Regions from separate parts of the Homo sapiens genome. Here region 1 is linked to region 2. A link is a contact called in ENCODE Hi-C or POLR2A ChIA-PET data. All regions are on one chromosome and are shown on one strand. Each heading gives the region's core, a stretch centred on a gene start or an enhancer-like site at or near the end of the contact. The rest is flanking DNA. Distances are from core to core; before and after follow the strand shown.

What was found. Hi-C counts contacts between places; a loop is a spot of excess contacts on that map. ChIA-PET counts read pairs that join two places held with the same protein, here RNA polymerase II (POLR2A). Pooled maps may share reads with other maps.
Region 1: a loop to region 2 is called in a map of adrenal gland, with 1.9 times the contacts of the local background. The contact joins two enhancer-like sites. A Hi-C loop is called at or near these places in 3 of 168 maps with a recorded cell type or tissue (adrenal gland, ovary and spleen) and 2 of 50 pooled maps. POLR2A ChIA-PET finds 5 or more read pairs at or near these places in 1 of 52 experiments (PC-3).

What each region holds. Positions count from the first base shown.
Region 1 is chr19:57,055,689-57,058,573 of GRCh38, forward strand. No RefSeq gene overlaps it. Among named protein-coding and RNA genes, the nearest start is that of USP29, 63 kb to the right of the region's middle. Within about 2 kb of position 1,472, at least 4 of the 41 ENCODE cell types and tissues checked have a DNase peak (open chromatin) inside an H3K27ac peak, as active enhancers do; they include ovary, where a contact is called at or near this core.
Region 2 is chr19:57,001,607-57,004,471 of GRCh38, forward strand. No RefSeq gene overlaps it. Among named protein-coding and RNA genes, the nearest start is that of USP29, 120 kb to the right of the region's middle. Within about 2 kb of position 1,348, at least 2 of the 41 ENCODE cell types and tissues checked have a DNase peak (open chromatin) inside an H3K27ac peak, as active enhancers do; they include ovary, where a contact is called at or near this core.

The DNA of each region.
Region 1 (2,885 bases), core at 222-2,721, 54 kb after region 2:
AGCCCACCCTTATGAAGCTTATATAATCTTAATTACCTCTCTAAAAGCACTGTCTCCAAATACAGTCACATTGGGGGTTAGAGCTTCAATGTAAATTTTGGTCAAGGAGCACCATTGAGGTCATAGCAGCCTCTAACAGCATAGAACCCTGAATTAGACTAAGATTTCTGCTACACAAGAGCAAGGGATGATTAAATCCCATTCAGTAATTAGGATCACCTCTCACCGACTCACATTCACACACACTCTAAGACACACAACTCCCAGCCACATGCCGAGCATGGTAACCCCATTTCCTACTTTAACCTTTGGGGGAGCCTGGGAGGTGGGAATCATTCTTATCCCCTGTCCAAAGTGGAGAAATGGAGGTCCTGAAAGAGCAACTCTCTTGGCAGGGTTGGAGAGTGAGTCTGTGCTGTCAAATGCCTCATGTGTGCATTTCTGACAAGATACAGAGTAATCTGAGGGTGGAGGAGGCGTGAAGGTGAATGGCAACCTAGACAAAGAACTGGGAAGAGATCGACGGAAATCTGTTCCTAAAAGCCCCATGCGTATGTTTATTGCAGCACTATTCACAACAGCAAAGACATGGAATCCATGTAAATGCCCATCAATGGTAGACTAGATAAAGAAAATGTGGTACCTATATAACATGGAATACTACACAGCCACAAAAAAGAAGGAAAACATGTCCTTTGCTGTAACATGAAGGGAGCTGGAGGCCATTATCCTTAGCAAATTAATGTAGGAACAGAAAGTCAAATACTGCAGGTTCTCACTTATTAGGGGGAGCTAAACAACAAGAACCCATAGATCCCAGGAGGGGCAGACCTGAGGGTGGAGGGTGGGAGGAGGGAGAGGATCAGAAAAGATACCTATCAGGTACTAGGCTTACTACCCGGGTGACAAAGTTATCTGTACACCGAACCCCTGAGACACGCACTTTACCTATATAACAAACCTCCGCATGTATCCCTGAACCTAAAATAAATTAAAAAAAAAAAAAAAGAAAGAAAGAAAAGAAAAAGACCCACAAGCCATTCTTGCTGCTGGAGTCTTCTGGAGTTTGGGTTGTTGTTGTTGTTGTTGTTGTCGTATTTTGTTAAAACATTCCTGTTCTTCTGAAAGGATACCTGGAGGCTTTATCTGGATTCCTAGGGTCCTCTATCCACAAAAAGTCAGTAAAGCCACGTCTCTAATTTTGGGAAAATGTGGGTGTGTGTCCTAAGACCCTCATGGTGGGTGGAATAATTTGCTATAGGGCAAGTTGGAGAGTGACCAAGGATGCCTCAAATAATGTCTCCCTTTTCATTACGGGGGAGTGCCTTTCAGAATTACACAGCAAGGGTGAATTATACGTTGACTCGTCATCTGTGACAAATTTCATGCAGCTCAAGGCTATCAACAGCAGCTCCCTTGCCAACAGCTTGCAGCAGCTGCCGCTGATCAAGGCAGTCAGCTCGATCCCCGTAGCCTTCCGTGAAGGACCACGGGCTGGTCAGAAGCAGTCTGACAGGTCACAGAGCCAGCCCAGCTGTTGGGGGGATTAGCTGTAAGGAAAGCTGATCCTATGACACATGCTTTAGGTATGTCCGCCCCTGGGAAACGTGACCTTCAAGGTTTGCGTTATAGAACTTTATTCGCTTCAAAAGATGGAGAACACTTTTGTTTTCTGAGTCCCTGGAGAATCATGATGCAGACAGCTTTGGAGGTACCCAAAGAAATGGAACACAGAATCCCAATTACATATAGGCCGCACACATGATAAACAACTGCTGGTTTGGGAATTGCTGGGCGAAGCTTCCTTTCGGCAGTTTGCTCAGAATATATTGCTGATGATTTCTGAGATGCTCAATTCATCATTCACAATTGCTTTGCAGTAAAATGCTTGCAGAAGGGAAAATAGCTGTGAACGCTGCTCCCCAAGGAGGAAAGCCTATAACTGCTGGAGCCAAAGATGTCATCGCAGGTTTTATCAGTATTTCATTTTCTTCCCATGAAACCGATAAGCATTCGAAGCCCTGAGTGTGGTGAGAATTAAGCAAGATTTGCCTCTTTCTGATTCTTTCCACAAGGTAGTGGGAATTTGAAATGGGAGAATGATGTTGTCCTATCTGTTGTGTGGAAAGATTACCTTGGCTTTGCTTGTGAGAAGGGATGGACGGGGGGGCAGTATCATGGAAAAAGTTTGAGAATATACAAAGGTAGGCAAAATAGCATAAGAAATCCCTTCTACTCATTGTCTGCAGTCATCAGCTCATGGCCCAACCTGTTGTGTCTATACCCCCATCACATCACTGGCATTGTTTGTAAAGCAAATCCCAGACATGATACCATGTCCTCCATAAACATTTCCATATCTGTGTTTTGTAAAGACTCTTGCAGAAAGCTGACTTCTGAACCAAAGCCCCATGCATATGTGCCCTTGGAAGGTCACTACCTGATACTGTCTATTGCTGGAAAAAGAGCAGCTTGCATAAGCATTTTTACCCACAAAACTGAAGCTATAGAATACACTAGGGAAATGCAGCTCATTGCTTGGGAGTTATGCATTAGATATGCTATGATCTGGTTCTACAGGCATTTATTGATTATTGACTCTTTGCTAGGAACTGTTTTGGGCATTAGGACATGGTCCTTGCCCCTGAGATACTCACCATCTAATGGAAGACACAGACCAAAAAACAAGTAATATAGTCAATGTCATGTGTGGTATGTAATAGCAAAATGTATCCCGTACTGAATGCTCCAGACTGGTGGAAAAATCATAATAAAATAAGAAGCAAGAACGGCAGCAGAATAGCTGGGGTTTACTGAGAACTTACTGTTTCGAGCACCCAAGATACAAAGCAACACGTTAGAGAAGATGGTCATTGTTTGGAAAT
Region 2 (2,865 bases), core at 98-2,597:
GGCATGCACCACCACGCCCGGCTCATTTTGTATTTTTTTAGTAGAGATAGGGGTTTCTCCATGTTGGTCAGGCTGGTCTCGAACTCCCGACCTCAGGTGATCCACCAACCTCAAGTGATCTGCTGGCCTCGGCCTCCCAAGTGCTGGGATTACAGGCATGAGCCACTGCACCCAGCCCTTTTTTTTTTCTTTAATCAAGATCTCTGTCCCACAAGACTCCCATGGGAACATGGGCTGTATGAATTTTCCAGGGGCTGACATAGCAAAGCACTGCATGCTGAGAGGCTTCAACAGCACGGATTTGTTTTCTCAGAGTTCTGGAGGCTGGAAGTTCAAGGTCAAGGTGTAGCAGTGTTGGTTTCCCCTGAGGCCTCCTTGGCTCGTGCACGGGGTCGTCCCTCTGTGTGTGTCTGTGTCCTAATCTCCTCTTCTTATAAGGACACACACCCGTTGAAAGAGGGCCCACACTTAAATCCTCATTTTAAGGTAATCACCTCTTTAAAAATCCAGCCCCAAATACAATCTCATCCTGAGATACTGAGGGTCAGGGCTTCAACATATGGATTTCTTTTGAGGGAGTAGGACACGATTCAGCCCATAACAAGGACAGAGCTGGCTTGCGTTTGACGATCATTGCGTTCTGCGTACCTTGAACCGTTCCTGGCAGAAGGCAAGGACTCCAGCAATACATGGAGTGGGCGGGTGGAGAGAGCAGATAATACTGATTTCAGTACCACTCAGAGGGCACTGTGACCGCCAACCGTTTGCAGAGGCGTGCGCAACTGTAGTTCTGCAGACCTTGGCTCAGGACGTGCTTTAGTGTGCCCGGAAGAGGCACCTGTGTCCCCGGCTGAGGCACAGCAGGCCTGGCCTCTCAATCCTCCTCTGCCATCCGTCCACCCTGTCCTCCCCTAGGGAGCACCTACCTGGTGGGACCACTGAGGCGGGCTCGGGCTGTCACCAGGGAAACCGCAGCAGGGTGCGGAAGGCGAGGGGGTTGAGGAATGAAAAGAGGAAGTCCCCAAAACCAGACTTGGAGGGTGGGGACTCAAAACTTCAGCTTGGCACAAGTAGGTACTTAATAAACGTTTGTTGAAAAAAGCAATAAGTACCTTTCAAAGCATTACCTGTCCCAAGTGTGTCTGGACTGAAACAAGAACGTCTTTTGTTGCAAAGCAAAATGCTCTGTGACCAGCTCGTACGGATGCCAGGAGAATGGGGATCTTGTTTGTTCTCTGCCAATAGAAATGTATTAGTGAAAGTAAGACTTTAAAACCTCAGCACTAAGTGGTTTCGGCATTGACTGAGTGCCCAGCCGCTGTTTGAGCCACGTGGATGTGCTCGTTTTATTCTTAGAGTTACTGTGTGTGCATTCTGGGAGGCCAGCGGGGAAGTTTCCAGAAATTGTAAGAAGGTAATGGCGAAATGGATGGCTTAGGAACACAGGCAACACCTCGGCTGAGTTTGAGGCCACGGTCCGTGGCTCCGGAGCTCGGCGTCCAGCCAGGATGCTGGACTGCAGAATATGCCAACCTTCTTCTAGACCCATTTCCAGTGTTTTAAATGCTGATAGTACACGCTACCTCCTATTCCCTACATGTCCTAGGTGGGTGTTCATAGGCACATACCATAAAATAAAAAATAAATATCATGAAATTAAAAATCATACAACAAATCATAAACTAAAAATAACATTAATAATAATAAGACCCACGTGCAAAGAGGGGGGAAAGCCTTCCCGCAGGGTCCTTGCGCATTGCTTCCTCCCACGTGACCCCAGACGAGCCGCCTCACTTCTCTGAGTCTCTTTCCACTTCTGATGCAGACAATGACGCCACGCGTCCCACCCCACAGGGCGGCTGGAAAAAGGAAATGAATCCGTGCGTGTGGAAACGCTTGGGATAGTGGCAACACATGCTCCTTATGACATCGTGTCAGAGAGGTGTTTGCACATCAAGCTTACCCAAATCTTCACTCCTGTTTTCAGCAGAGCTGCCCAAACCTCAAGACGGTCCTTCCTTCCCCTCCTCCTCTTGCAGCCCCTGCATTCCATCCCTGACTCTTCCGCGAGCTGCAGCAGGAAGGATTCAGGCCATACACATGAAGGAGCAAGGCTACCCCTGGGGCCAAGGCCACCCCTCGCCCACCCCCGTCTCTCCCACCCCGGGTAGCCGTCACTGCCGCAGAGCAGGGGGAACGTGTCCCAGGTCACTGCACCCTCTGCTGTGTAGGGACTGGGGTCATTTCTGACCGAACATCTTACTCTAGGGCCTGAGATTCAGTGTCGTGGGGGACTGAGTCTGAATCCTTCCCGGGCAGGGCTCACCAGCAGAATTCAGATGGAAACTGTAGAGTGCTGTCAGCAGGGGTGTGCTGGAGCCAGCTTCTACTGGAGGACAGGAACCAACGCGTCAACTCGCAGGAAGTTTGTGAGATGTTTAAGCACATCGTTTAGTAAACAGGACACTCCATGCACTTTCAAAATTAAATAAATGACGTAAGCCGGGCACGGTGGCTCACGCCTGTAATCCCAGCACTTTGGGAGGCTGAGGTGGGCGGATCACCTGAGGTCGGGAGTTCGAGACCAGCCTGACCAAAATGGAGAAACCCCCGTCTCTACTAAAAAATACAAAAATTAGCTGGGCGTGGTGGCGCATGTTTGTAATCCCAGCTACTCGGGAGGCTGAGGTAGGAAGATCGCTTGAACCTGGGAGGCGGAGGTTGCGGTGAGCCGAGATTGCACCATTGCACTCCAGCCTGGGCAACAAGAGCGAAACTCCGTCTCAAAAAAAAAAAAAAAAAAAAAAAAGACGTAAAGAACAAAGGTAGGAAACACCCTAAACATACGCTTTCCTAGTTATTTAA